Regions from separate parts of the Mus musculus genome. Here all the other regions are linked to region 2. Evidence: chromatin contacts called from ENCODE Hi-C or POLR2A ChIA-PET data. All regions are on one chromosome and are shown on one strand. Each heading gives the region's core, a stretch centred on a gene start or an enhancer-like site at or near the end of the contact. The rest is flanking DNA. Distances are from core to core; before and after follow the strand shown. Region 1 holds the start of Evi5l (ecotropic viral integration site 5 like). Region 2 holds the start of Prr36 (proline rich 36). Region 3 holds the start of Snapc2 (small nuclear RNA activating complex, polypeptide 2).

Region 1 (4,513 bases), core at 867-3,366, 51 kb after region 2:
CTCCTTTACACTCCCTAGTTCTACAACTACAGCCAGTTCTGCAATCTCTTCTTTCCTCTCTGTCTTGTGCCGGGGCCAAGCTACCTGTGATCCCTTCCAAACCACCACAGTCAACCGCAGGAATCCAGAGGGAACCCACAGGTGGGACCCTAGGATGGGAGCTGTGGGGCAGAATTGGTAGGGAGAACCAATACAATACAACCATGAAGAGTGAGGGATGTGGGGAGTCTGGCTTAATGACAGATTGGCTGGGAGTGGTGTATATGGGAGTGGGGGTGTCAAGCAGAGGGGGTTGTCAATCAGAGCACTCATCCTTTCACACACACCCCCCCTGTCTTCTTCACATTTTAACCCTTCTGAAAATATTCCTTAAAGAGGTGCTTGCTTTTGGCAGGTCTGACCCAGTCTGAGCAGATCCCACATGCTAGGAGGAAGCTGTTTTATTTTGACCAAACATTGGTGGTGGGTAAAAGAACTCACAGGGCTCTCAGAAACTGGCCTTGATGAGCACCTTAGATGGCAGCACTGTCTATATCATCTGAGGCCAACAGATGCCATAGGCTCAAGGATGCTGGTCCTACCAGTCTGGTCAGACTTTAGGATTGGGGCCAGGAGCCGCTGGAAGATCTCACTCCCCATGGTATGTATAGGGAGGTGCCATTGATTTGGAGATGGGCACTGGTTCCTTTTGGGACACTGGTGTAGGAAAGAATGTCCTTCCTATTAAAAAGGATAAGAAAGAGAGAGGGGGGGGAGAGATTTGTGGTAGGTAGATCTTAGGCCCTGACACGCCCTGGAGTCCCAACTCAAAGAGAATGGGGTGGAAGGGACAGGCTAGGTGCTGGGGACAGAGCTTGCCACCTCACAATCTTCTGTCTTTTGTCTGAGTTAGGAGGTCTGTTGAGGGTACTGGGCTCAAGAAGGTGTATAGAAGTTCTCATGTGTGTGTGTGTGTGTGTGTGTGTGTGTGTGAGAGAGAGAGAGAGAGAGAGAGAGAGAGATGGGGGGGGGAGAGCACTCATGGGCCTGGGTCTGGGTTGGGCCCTTAGGTTCCTGTATATTTAGGGGTATCTAAATGACCCCACTCTGTATCAGAAAGATGGATGGGGAGGGTGTGTCTATGGGGGATGGGATTCAGCACTATCTTTTGGTCTTTTGGGAAGTCCTGAGTGTTCATTTCTTCAGGAAGATGCCATCTAGATGGCTCAAGATCAGCAACAGTGTATAGTCTTCTCAGAAGACTAGAAGTGATGTTTTTTTTGTTTTTGTTTTTATTGGAGCCCTTGAGCAGGAGGGGTGCCAAGTGAGCAGGCTGAGCTGATGTCTCTGGATTCAGTTGGGAATCTTTCCGTTTAAGAGGTGAGGCATGGGTTTCTGTGGAGTCAGAAAGAAAGAGTATAGGGCTCTGATCTTGGTCTCCTTGGAGAGGATGAGGGTGTAGGCCAGACACAGAAGACAGGAAGCCAAGTGGGAGGTTTAGGGGGATGTAAAGGCAAGAGATGTGCAGATGGGAGGGGTCCTGGGACTCGGGGTGGTGGTGGTGGTGGTTGTGGATTGGAAAGGAGACGCTCATGGTGTGTGTGTGTGGGGGGGGGCAGGTCTGCAGACTGGGGGATGGGGAAGCCCTGGACAGATTCTAACAGAGGAGTCTTGGGAAAGATGTACAGAGGTCCTGAGCCTGTGGGGGACGTCGCGAAGAGACACTGGGTCTTAGGAGCCCTGGGAGGGATCCTGAGGGGATCGGGAAGGAGGGTGGGCGGAGGCCGGAGTTCCAGGGTCCGGGACTGGGAATGCCAAGGCTCCCAGCGTGGATTCTGGAGGCGAGGCGACCCCAGGTCACGCTCCTGGTTTGGCTTCCCCGCGGGGCCCCGCAGCACTGACGCCCCCAAGGAGAAGAGGCCCGGTTCGGGCCGCCCTACCTGCGCCGAGAGCGCCTCCATCGCCGCGCCGAGCCTCGCTGTCCCTGCGCTGTGTCGTCCGATGCCCCGACCCACGGTCACGTCTGCTCGAGGGTCCCGCAAACCCCGCGGCCCGGCCCCTTTCAATCAGCCACCCCCGGGGACCGCGGCCGTCGCTGGCTCCGCCACTGCCATTTCACCCGCTGACAGGAGCCGCTGCCCCGCCCCCCGCCCCCCAGCCCAGTCAACCAATTCACCGCCCCCTTAGGCCTTTGGCTCCGCCCACTGTAGAAGAATGACATAAGACCTGACCAATCCATAGCCACCCCGTGAGGCGGACCCTGGCTACGGTTCTCTGAGGAGAGGAGCGAATTGAAATGAGAGAATCTGTGATGGACATCTAATTTTACCTATCAAAATAAGTAATAATATTGATCGACACCTAAACTACTAATAGTGATGGGCGAGAGGTGTGCCTCGGAAGGAAAGCTGAGGCCTTGAGCAACCCTTAGCTGAAAGCACTAAGCCCCGCCCAGAGCTGGAATTCTACCCAATCATGAGAGGTTCTGAGCCGTCCATTACTATCTGCTCTTCAAACCTCGTCCCTGGTAACTGTTGAGATGGGAGGGGTGTGCTGTGAAAGAGATCCTGACTTCTAAGCAGTCAGCGACACTGATGGAAGGCGGGCTCTTGTATTTGACCAATGGAGTCGTGAGACTGGGAATGAGGTTGGCGTCCTGGGCGGTAGGACTTAAGGCCATGGGCTGAATGAAATGGAGGAGTTAATGAGGAGGCGTGTCTCGGTGCAAGGATAGGCGGGACCAGACAAGGGCCGGGCTCCTGGCTTGGGTTTTAGATCGGGCGTATGCAGAAGGCCTCTCTTCAGAGCCAGCATCTCTGTGGTGGCCGGGTGGTTAGGTCAGGTCCTACCCTTGCTGGGTGAATCTGGCATCAAAACGCCGATTGCATCCTTCATTTGCCCCAACCATTATCTCTCCTGGGACGGGGCGGGGCGGGGCGGGGATGGGGTATAGAGCGGCGGAGGGGGTGTCAGGTCTCCTTTGGGTCCAGAGCCGCACACGTGAGAGCTGCTTTAAAGGCTTGAAGAATGAATGAATGAATGGGACCTTGGTTCTTTTGCCGACTCCCCCTTGTCCTCGTTTTTTTCCTCCTCCCCTTTCTCCTTCCACTTTGTTTTTATTTTTTTTTTATTTTAATTTTTGAGACAGAGTCTATTGTAGTCTTAGGATGACCTCAAAATTTTCTGTGTAGCAGAGGGTGACTTTGAACTCCAGATCCTCCCACTTTTCACCTTCCACTCACCACCTTGGCCAGATCCTAGATTCTTTTAATAAGTAAGTGAGGGCAGAGAGCATGTATGACCCATCATTGACAGCTACAAGACTTGAGAAGAGGATGACTCCAGGGTGTGGGTTATGGGCCTTGGACAGGGTGGGGCAAGGAAGGATGTGTCATAGAAGGAAAGCTGAGATCATAGGTTCAGCAGGGGGAGTGGTTCCCCTCTGGAGGAGACTGATGAGTAGTGGAGTACAGCCTGATTCACAAAAGGCTACAAAAAAGTTCAGCATGATGGCTGAAGATCGGGGGGGGGGGGGGGGGACACGAGGGGAAACAGAGGAGTCTATTCAGAATAGGGACTGTCAGGATTTCTAAGGTTTGAGATCTTAACCTTTTGTATAGTCAGGGCTTCTATTTGATACTAACAGTTGACAGTCACATGGATTTTTAAATTTTTAATTTTGTTTTTGTTTTTGTTTTGTTTTGTTTTGTTTTTTGAGACAGGGTTTCTCTGTATAGCCCTGGCTGTCCTGGAACTCACTCTGTAGACCAGGCTGTCCTGGAACTCAGAAATCTGCCTGCCTCTGCCTCCTGAGTGCTGGGATTAAAGGCAAGCGCCACCACGCCCGGCTTAAAATTTATGAGATAGGGTCTCACCACAGCTCAAGCTGGCTTCCAACTCGCAGCGCATTTGACTGGTGTCAAACTCAGAATTTTCCTACCTTAGTTTCCAGAGTGCATGGATGTGTATTATAGTGTTGATCTCATACACTCTCCCTCTTTTATCTATATTGCCCCATTAAAATTTTGAAACTGTTAAGAAAAACTAGACTATTACTAAATACTCAGGTGATTGAAAACCTCATTCCATCCACATTTCTGTATTCCTTTCCCTCATCTAAAAAAAAAAAAGAGAAGAAAAGAAAAGAAAAGGAAAGAAAAGTTCTTCTACAGCCCGTTTGTGTGCTGTGCTATTTAACAGCATCAAGTTGAAATCAACCTCCTGCGGAGGATGCAGCTCAGTTGGTAGAGTGCCTACCTAACTAACATGCACGAAGCCCCAGGTTTGATCCTAGCACGTTGGTAAAAAAAGATATAGTAGTAAACACCTGTAGTCCCCAGCTCAGGGAGGTGAAGGCAGGAAGACAAGTTCGAGGCCGTTCTCAGCTCCACAGTGACTCTGAGGCCAGCCTAGGTTACATGGAAGCATGGCTCAAAAGAGGAGGATAGGCACCTGAACAGTTCAGTCGGGAGTTAAGATTGATAATTGCTCTTACAGAGGACCTGAGTTCACTTCCCAGCACCCACATCTGGTG
Region 2 (4,437 bases), core at 1,700-4,199:
TAATGGAAGCCTGATGAAGGGAAAGAGAAATGAGGAAGACAAACAGTTAAGAGTTTTGAGCCAAACCAACAAAAGACGTCTTCCTGAATGTTAAAGCCTTGATTTAAGGCCTGGAAAATGGCTCAGTGGGCAAAGGTGCTGCATGGCAAGTCTGGATATCAAAGTTTGATCCCTGAGACCCACACAAAGGTAGAAGAAGAGAACCACTCCACAAAGGTGGCCTCTGGGCCTGGCTTCTATTTGTGGTATGTGCTACCCACCCCACCTCCCAATAAATAAATAAATATATATATATGTTAAAAAACCCTTAGACTTAAGGGCTGAGACTATAACTCAATTGGACCATAATTGCTTAGCATATATGAAACTCTGGATTGATCCCAACCATCTGATAAACCAGGTGTGATGGTACACGCCTCTCATCTAAGCACGTGGGTGGTAGGTGTAGGAGGAGCATATGTTCAGTGTCATTTTTGGCTTCAACTGGAGTCTAAAACTACACTGGGCTACAGGAGACTTAGTTTCAAAAACAAAAACTTCATAGAACGCTCTAGATGCTCACCCCCCCACAGCCCCCCCCAAGCACAACATTTCTGATTACCACCCCTGCCATTCCAGATGCATCAAGTACTGCTCCTTACATAACTACACCCTTATCCCAAAACGCTGTCTGCTTTATTCTTCTGTTTCCTTTCCCATCCTCCTCCTCCTTCTCCTGCTTTTCTTGGTAGGCTGGCCTCAAACTTGTGATCCTCATGTCTCAGCCAACTGAGTTAGAAAATACCAAGACTATTTGCCGTGTGTGTGTGTGTGTGTGTGTGTGTGTGTGTGTGTGTGTGTGTGTGTGTGTCAGAGAACAACTTGTAGAAGTTGTTCTTCAAGCCGGACGTGGTGGCGCACGCCTTTAATCCCAGCACTCAGGAGGCAGAGCAGGCAGATTTCTGAGTTCCAGGCCAGCCTGGTCTACAAAAGTGAGTTCCAGGACAGCCAGGGCTACACAGAGAAACCCTGTCTTGAAAAACCAAAAAAAAAAAAAAAAAAAAGAAGAAGTTGTTCTTCTACCATATGGGCCCTCGGGGATCAAACTTAGGATCTTAGGCTTGGTTACAAGAGTCCTTATGTGCCGAGCCATCTCTCGAGCCCTTATCTACTTTTATTATCCCTTACTATTCTGCCATTTTGTTTTGTTTTGTTTTGTTTTGTTTTGTTTTGTTTTGTTTTGTTTTTTAAGACAGGACCTTACTATATAGTTCTGACTGTCCTGGAATTCACTGTGTAGATCAGGCTGGACTCAAACTCACAGAGATCTGCCTACCTCTGCCTCCTGAATGCTAAGATTAAAGGTGTGTAGCCACTACTCCGGCTGTTGTTCTTTGTTTTGTTTTGGTTTTTTGTTTGTTTTGCTTTTTGTTTTGTTTTGTTTTGTTTTTGAGACAGGCCCAGGCTGGTCTCCAATTATCTCTCAGCCAAAGATGATGTTGAAATTGATTTTCAATTGGTCTCCACCCACCAAGTGCTGGAATGATAGCTGCACACCACCATTCCAGGTTTATGTGTTGCTGAGGATAGAGACCAGGACTTTTTGTATGCCACAGAAATACTCTGCCAACTGAGCTACATGGCCAGCCCTGAAAATGCTCTTAATTCTAGGTCCAGCAGACCTCATTCCAGCTGCTTGCTAGCCCTCCTTCTGAAACTTTTGAAGATGTTCCTGGACTCATTTCTTTTATCTAGTTAGCACTGTGATGAGTCAATAAACCTTAAGTAGCCCAGGCGGACCCGGAACTCAGGAGCCTTCTGCCTGTATCTCTAGAGTATTGGCTGTACAGCCCAAAATGCCAACTCAATGAGCCCATATACTTCAGAGATCCCTTACAGACCAGGGTCTTGGTTTAACATCCTCTATGGGTAAGATGCCTTATAAGGCACACCTGCCCCACTGGATCCATGAGCTGGCAAACTAAACTAAAGTGACAGCTTTTAGTTGTTCAACTGGGTTGAGATACTCAGAGTGCTCTCAGTTTCTTCATACACATTTTAGAGAGTTCTCTTTCCCTCTGTAATCGTGTTTTTTGATACTCCACAAATTCAGCTCTGCCAGGAAGTTTCTGAGGACTTGACTGCCTGTGGGCCAGCAAAGTTGAGATGCTCTGCCCCACAGAAGGCAGAGCCACCATCGTGTTTCCTATTTCTCTCCCTTTCTTTCATCCCGCTATTCTTCCTCTCTCCTCTCAACTCTGGGATCTGCTGTGCATCCTCTAAGTCCAAGAGTTTGGGGCCTGGTGAGATAGCTCAGTGGGTAAAGACACTTACGGCCAAGTCTGATCACCTGGATTCTATCTCCAGGACCCACTGGTTGTAGGAGTGAACTGAGCCCTACAAGTTGTTCTTTGACTTTTACCAGTATGCAGTGACATGTGCACAAGGACACACACACACACACACACACACACACACACACACACACACACCAAATAAAATGTAATACAAAGTAACTCCCAGGGTTCTCATTCTCCCACCAACCGTATCAGGTAAGGGCTGTGAGAAAAGTCAAAGTTACAAAATAGGTGACCTGGCACAGGTGTCGCAGGACTATCTAGCCTCCATAGTCATCAAGTGCAGGAAAAGAGGACCAGGGCACACAAAATGGCTGGATTGGTTGGTGGGCCAGAGGCACAATGATCCCGCCCTACTGGTTGCCAAGGCCCAGCCTATCCCTTGTCTAGGAGAGTGTCTGTCTCCAAGTGCTAGAGAAGGGGGGTGTCGGAGCAGGTGCAAGAGCTTGAGTAGAGGACTGTGAGGGTCTTCAAGGATTCCCCCACTGAGCCTCTCGAGTTCTGTGGTTGCTAGACACGACCATTGAAATCGGCCTCTTCTGGGGTATTACAGGGAGGCAGCACCCGCACCTCCCTCGGAGGCGCGCCTCTTTTCTTAGCCCTCTCGGCACGCTCTCGGCTCTGGACCGAGAGCGAGTGCGCGCATCCTCTACTCTCCCCACCCGAAGCTGGGGGGCGGGGCCGTGGCCAAGCTCCCTAGGCTCTGTCGCTTGAAGCCCCCTCCCCTTGCCTTTTCGCTGCTCCCCGCTACTGCTCTCCGGCCCAGCCCCACCCCAAGCGACCCTGTGTGGAGCGGCTGGTGCCCAGAGGCGGAGGTGAACGCGTGCTGTGAGCAGGTGGATCGGGCGGATCGTTGGCATAGGGGACCAGACTGGGGGAGGGGTCAGCTCTTTGTCTCCCAGAGCCCGTTCGCGGGCAACAAGGCCACTCTTTTTCTCTGTGCAGGTGCCTGTGGAACCTGAGGAAGGACGCTGGCGAAGCCCCATCGGCGTGCACACTGAGGCCCCTGAATCTGGAAGCCGGAGGCATTTCCCTGTTTGCCGGATTGGTCATTTAGGTTTTCAAGAGGCGAGGGGGTAGGGGAGTGGATGTTGTTCTTGTAATAGGGCAGAGGCGGGGTCGGGGGTCGGAGGGTGGGGACTGAACAGGGCGTCTTAGCCTTGGGGATGGAGGTAGCCGTAGGACTTGAAAGCGGCCAGGTTGGTGAGCGGGTGTGGGTGCTTAGAAGAAAAACAAATCGAGGCTCTTTAGGCTGAGGTTTAGGCACCCATGGGTGGCGATGCTAGAAGGAAGCACAGGGAGGCTTCAGGATGGTTTGTAGTGATTGGTTCAGGACCTGGGATACCAAGCCTCCTGTCTTCCTCATTAGGTGCGGTATGGACAAGAGGGATAGCGTCAAATCAGGAACTGCCCCGCGAATGCCGTCTTCACGACCCCCTGGCCTTCTGACCCCTAGGCCTCCTTCTGGGTCCGCTCGACCTCCTCCCCCTGTGACCACTGCTGCCCTTCGAGTCTTGGAAGCAAACGGAGCTATGGGGCGAAGGTCCCTGGTGGAGCGAGCCCCAGGCGTCTGCAAAGCCGCTCTTCCACAGACCAGCAAAGCCGCTCTTCCACAGACCAGCAAAGCCGCTCTTCCACAGACCAGCAAAGCAGCTCTTCCACAGACCAGCAAAGCAGCTCTTCCACAGACCACTATTCACGGGGCACCAGCGCGCAGTGCTGGGGCAGGTCCTCGTAGCCCAGGTACTCAGCTTTATTTGTGACCTCCATCTGCACTCTGCTTACCTTCTCTCTTCCTTCTTAGATACTCCTCTTTTTCAGAAGTACCACTGATTTTTGTCTTCTCCCTGAAGCCAACAGGCCCCCAGCTTCTGGGAAAGGAGAGAGGGCCCCTATGAAGACCCCTGGCCAGGGCTCTATTTCTAGCCCCGGGCGTGCCAGCAGTGGGATTGCCAGGTAATAAGTTAATTCCCCCAACTCCCTAATTCCCCAAGCAAGGGTTAGCAATTTGGAACCTTTTGATCTTAGACATGAATGGGCTGGAAAGGTAGCTTGGTGTGCTAAAGTGCTTGCTGCACAAATATGAGGTCCTGAGTTTGAA
Region 3 (4,442 bases), core at 1,253-3,752, 36 kb before region 2:
GAGCGGTCTGGGGAGCCATCAGTTGAGCATATGTTTTGGTCATATGTTCCAGCAGGGCCGTGCAAGGCAGGTGGGACAGTTCCTCTGGAAGTGCCATGAGCAGGTTAAGGACCACAGCTGACTCTGGTAGAAGGAAAGGAGAAGAATGAGAGGACAGGTTTTAACATCCCCCAGACAACCCCCTCGCAACACAAACACAGTATAGCCCTCTCCTCCCTAGTAGCTCTTACCAGCTGCTGAGAGCTCAGGGCCATGGCCACCTCTGGAGGAGAAGGAAAGGTATTTGTAGATCTTCTCAAAGTCCACAGCAAGGTCTCTCTCTGTGGAGGATCCAGCCAGGGACTTGGTTGGGGCATCAGGGTCAGGGACAGTGACCTCTGAGGCAAGGCCAGAGGTCTCAGGGTTGGCTCCAGAGGCCTTAGGGTCAGAGACAGAAGCCTCACGAGTAGGGTCAGCAGCAGTCATGGGGACAGGCCCAGAACCTTCAGATGCAGGATCCTTCTGCCCATCTTGGTTGCTCAAGAACACCAGTGCCTTTCCACGGGCCTTTGTGGGCTTGCCTGGCCTGGAGTGCAGGAGGCTGAGGGGTTCTGCAGCAGCAATGGTGAGCACCTAATGGGGAAGAGCCGTCAGGGCAGGACGGGAGGAAGTCTTTCATCTTCCACTGCTAGACCTAGAATGGACCCTCTGCCTCTGCACGCTCTGAAGGTGATCCACACAAGAGATGGCCATAGACACTATGGCTCAAGTGTCAGTGCCTGGCTGGAGTTACTGACTTTGTACCAGATCTACATTTCTTTCTTTTCTTTTTGGGTAGTGTTAGGAGGGGCCTGGCAATTCTCTACTCCTTCAAATTTGGAGATTATATACAATACCACTGCCTGACTAAACCCAGTGGCTCTCTACCCCTGGGTTATTGATGTATAGGGCATCCTGGTACCCTATTAATAAACACCCTTGGACTTGCCAAGGGAATGGGCTTACCTGGGAGAAAGCTGCAGTCAGGGCTTCCTCCATTGGGCCTGTTAGTTTCTCAGCAAGATCCATCCATACCTGGGTGAAGCCAGTTGGTACATGGTCAGTCTAGGGACAAGCCCCCAGGGGTCCCAAGTTTTGCTCTTTCTTGTATTCCTCTGACCAGGTTATCCTCCCTCCCTAAGAAGCCAGCCTTGGCCATCCCCCACCTTGCCCTCCTGCCTCACCTCTACCGGGGCTGGGAGCGGTGTTCCTTGATGCCTTGGCCCCTCTCTGCCACCTGGCTGCATCTTCTGAATGGCCTCTCGAACCACCCGGCCCTTGAGCTGCTGGATAAAGCGACAGATCTGGGGAGGAAGACAGGCTGTGAGCTCAGAAACAGAGGCAAGACCAAAGTCTACCACCTTGCTGTTCTCAGGCCCTGCTACTGCTCCCTCTCCTGGACTAGTCCAGCGTTGTGCATTCCCAGAACTGCTGGGACTTGAGCCAAGGCCCCAGTGTGTGACCAAGCTACCTAATGAAGATGTAAAAGCTAGGCCTATTCTTGTTCCTTCCTGGAGCCATTGTTTGCTCTTATAATGAGAACTAATCTGTTCACTTCCACTCCACTCCATTTTGTAGATTCTCACTTTGGTTGTACTCAAATTAACTTTTTTTGTTGTTATTGCTGATATTTTTTTTTAAGACAGCATTTGCTGTCCTGGAACTATGTAGGTTGGGCTGGCCTTGAACTCAAAGAGGTCCACCAATGAAAGGATCCCAGGTGCTAGGATTAGAGGTGTATGTCACACACCGGGCTACCAACTCTGCCTTAATCCACGCCCCACCCTCTCTTCCACTCACCTCCACTCCCCTACGCTTAGCACGCCGACGTTTCCCGCCCACACTCTACAGCCTCACAACTCTCCACAGCCTTACCCACAGACTCACTCCACCCAGTCGTAACGCCCCACTCCCAGGCTTTCCCACTCACATACCACCTCTTCATGCTCCACTTGCCATATTCACTCACAGACCCGCAGTCGGGCAGCACGCCATCGCAGCCCCGCCCCCGAACTCCTCCCACCCACTGCGCCGCAGCTTTACCAGAGTTTAGCCTCACTCTAAACCTCACTGTCACCCGCCCCTGATCAGTCAGTATTCCTTGGTCACCTCCATGACCCCCTCCTCAAATTCCACCCACACCCCCGCCCTGAACTCCATCTTGCACGCAAATCCCGCGCGCCGCTGAGATCCGCGACGGTCCACCCACCCGGCCAGCTCCACCTTAGCACGGCCGTCCCGCTCCCCGGCCCCGGCCCCGCCCCCAGCACCAGGGCTTCACCTCGGCCTCGCTGCGGCCTCGCAGCTCCTGGGCCAGCTCCGCGGCGTCTGGCTCCGGCTGGCCCCGCCGAGCCTGAAGTAGTCTCAGTAGATGCCGCATCTCGCGGGGGCTCCAAGCGGTGGGGCCCGTAGCTTCACCTACGTAGCGTGCTGGGACCCTCCGCCGTCTCTGCGGTGGCTTCATAGCGGGACACTGCGGGGCTCTTTCCCTAGTGGGCGGGGCTACGGAGGCTGAGGCGGTCTGCAAGAGCACTTCGCGGAAGTTAGCAGACCGGGGGCGTGGCTCGCGTTTGTCTGCTGCCGGGTGTTGCTACAGAGACTGAGGCGGGCAGAGGGATTAGTGTTTTATCTGCGTTTTATGTCACTCGTGAGCTGCAGCAAAAAACTTTAGACCCTATATTTCCGAACTACGTCATGAAGTCCATACTGTGTGCTTTGCTTTTCATAGAGAAGTGGGCAGATGCCCTCAAAAACGTGGGCTTGCCATTTGTGAGGCAGTGTCGCTCTATGTCATCTTGGCTGGCCTGGATCTCGATATGTAGACCAAGCTGGCCTCAAACTCACAAACTCGTCCTCCTGAATGCTCCGTTTAAAGGCACGCTCCTCCACACTTCTTCACCAACCAATCTTCCTTCACCAACCTTTAATGCTCATTTCTAACACAGACATGGTGGCTCACAACCAACTGCAGTGTACACCCATATGGTTTACATACACATACATAAGGGCAAAAGGCATAAATCGAAACAGATCAACCCAAGCTTGCCACTATTCCCAGCATTTGGGAGGCTGAGACAGGAAGGCCGCTGAGTTTACAGGCTAGCCTGGGCTCCAATGAAAACCTGCCTTGCAAGAAAAATAAGTCTGGGTTATGGGGGCAGACAGCCCTAGACACTTCTGAGGGGATATAGTATTGCCAAGCCTGTTTCCTCGTTGGTGGATTAAACCCGGAAGTTCCTTTATTGCTGTATTAGTCAGGGTTCTCTAGAGTCACAGAATGTCTCTCTATTGAGGGAATTTATTGTGATGACTTACAGTCTGCAGCCTGACTAACCCAACAATGGGCAGCTGTGAATGGAAGTCCAAGAATCTAGAAGTGACTCAGTCCCCACGAGGCTAGTTGTTTCAGCTAGTCTTCTGTAGAAGTAGGCTCCAACAGATGTGCTGGCAATTAAGTGCAAGCAGGTGAAGAAGAGTGAGTCTTCCTTCCTCCAATGTCCTTATGTAGGTCTCCAGCAGAAGGTGTGGCCCAGATTAAAGGTGTGTACCACCAAGCCTGGATCTGGGACCTGCTTTGTCCCCAGCTGACCTTGAACTCAGAGATCCCCTTGCCTTCGTCTCCTGGGATTAAAGGTGTGTACTACCTTACGTGGGCCTTTGCTTTTCATGGCCACTATGCCTCAAGATCTCCATGCTAAAATCCAGGTCAGAAACTTGTGTCTTCCAGCCTCAAGATCTGGATCACAGGTGAGCCCTTTAATTCTGGATTGTAGTTCATTCCAGATATAGTCAAGTTGGCAACCAGGAATAGCCATTACATTTGCTTAACACAAGGATGAGACTCGAGTTTGAGGAGGTTGGTTGAGGGACATGGAAGTAAAGAACAAAGAAGGTCCAACTTGGGAGAGAACGAAGGAGGGAGGAAAGGAAGACTCTATTTAAACGTAAGCCGGCTGGGTTGTGTGTGCTTTTCTGTTTCAGGCAAATGGCCCATGTCTCTCCCTGGCTGTATGTGTTCATGGGGGTTGGAGTCCCACCCCTCCATTCTAAGTCTTTCCAAGCCACAAATCTCCCCACATCTGGACCCAAGGTACAGCCTGGAGCCTCCCCTCGTGCACTCCACCCCTGCCCATGTTTGGGAGCATATTGACTCCACCAGAAGTTAGCAGGTCACCAATTTATTTTGAACAGGGGAGTGAGGACAGGGAGAGGGGAGAGAAGACACGCAGGAGGCCTTCTGAACGGTAAACCACGGCTGAGTGGATCTCAGGACCTCACTGGGTGGTGCCATCTCTGGGGGAGAGGGGGTGACAGAGGCTCAGGTCACATTCTCCCAACAAGCTTTGGCTTCCTTCACCAATCTATGTATTGGGGTGTGTGAAACTAAAACTGTATAAATCCCTCTTACATATCTGTTCAAGTCC

What was found. Hi-C counts contacts between places; a loop is a spot of excess contacts on that map. ChIA-PET counts read pairs that join two places held with the same protein, here RNA polymerase II (POLR2A).
Region 1: a map of T-helper 1 cell shows a loop between it and region 2 (2.5-fold over the local background). The contact joins the promoter of Evi5l here to the promoter of Prr36 in region 2. A Hi-C loop is called at or near these places in 3 of 37 maps with a recorded cell type or tissue (T-helper 1 cell, T-helper 2 cell and gastrocnemius). POLR2A ChIA-PET finds 5 or more read pairs at or near these places in 2 of 5 experiments (both embryonic stem cell).
Region 3: a loop to region 2 is called in a map of left cerebral cortex, with 2.1 times the contacts of the local background. The contact joins the promoter of Snapc2 here to the promoter of Prr36 in region 2. A Hi-C loop is called at or near these places in 5 of 37 maps with a recorded cell type or tissue (T-helper 2 cell and left cerebral cortex). POLR2A ChIA-PET finds 5 or more read pairs at or near these places in 3 of 5 experiments (Patski and embryonic stem cell).

Annotation. Positions count from the first base shown.
Region 1 is chr8:4,164,170-4,168,682 of GRCm38, reverse strand. Evi5l (ecotropic viral integration site 5 like) reads right to left here and starts at 2,116. Exons shown (of 20, transcript NM_001346730.2): 1 at 1,920-2,116. All of the region lies in intron 4 of 4932443L11Rik (a long non-coding RNA gene), which reads left to right.
Region 2 is chr8:4,215,824-4,220,260 of GRCm38, reverse strand. It overlaps Prr36 (proline rich 36), which reads left to right and starts at 2,949. Exons shown (of 7, transcript NM_207203.2): 1 at 2,949-3,172; 2 at 3,282-3,393; 3 at 3,706-4,079; 4 at 4,190-4,292. The coding sequence starts at 3,713.
Region 3 is chr8:4,251,162-4,255,603 of GRCm38, reverse strand. Snapc2 (small nuclear RNA activating complex, polypeptide 2) reads right to left here and starts at 2,502. Exons shown (of 5, transcript NM_133968.1): 1 at 2,300-2,502; 2 at 1,203-1,322; 3 at 985-1,053; 4 at 231-612; 5 at 1-123. The coding sequence starts at 2,482. It overlaps Tgfbr3l (transforming growth factor, beta receptor III-like), which reads right to left. Exons shown (of 7, transcript NM_001195258.1): 7 at 4,181-4,311. The coding sequence ends at 4,293.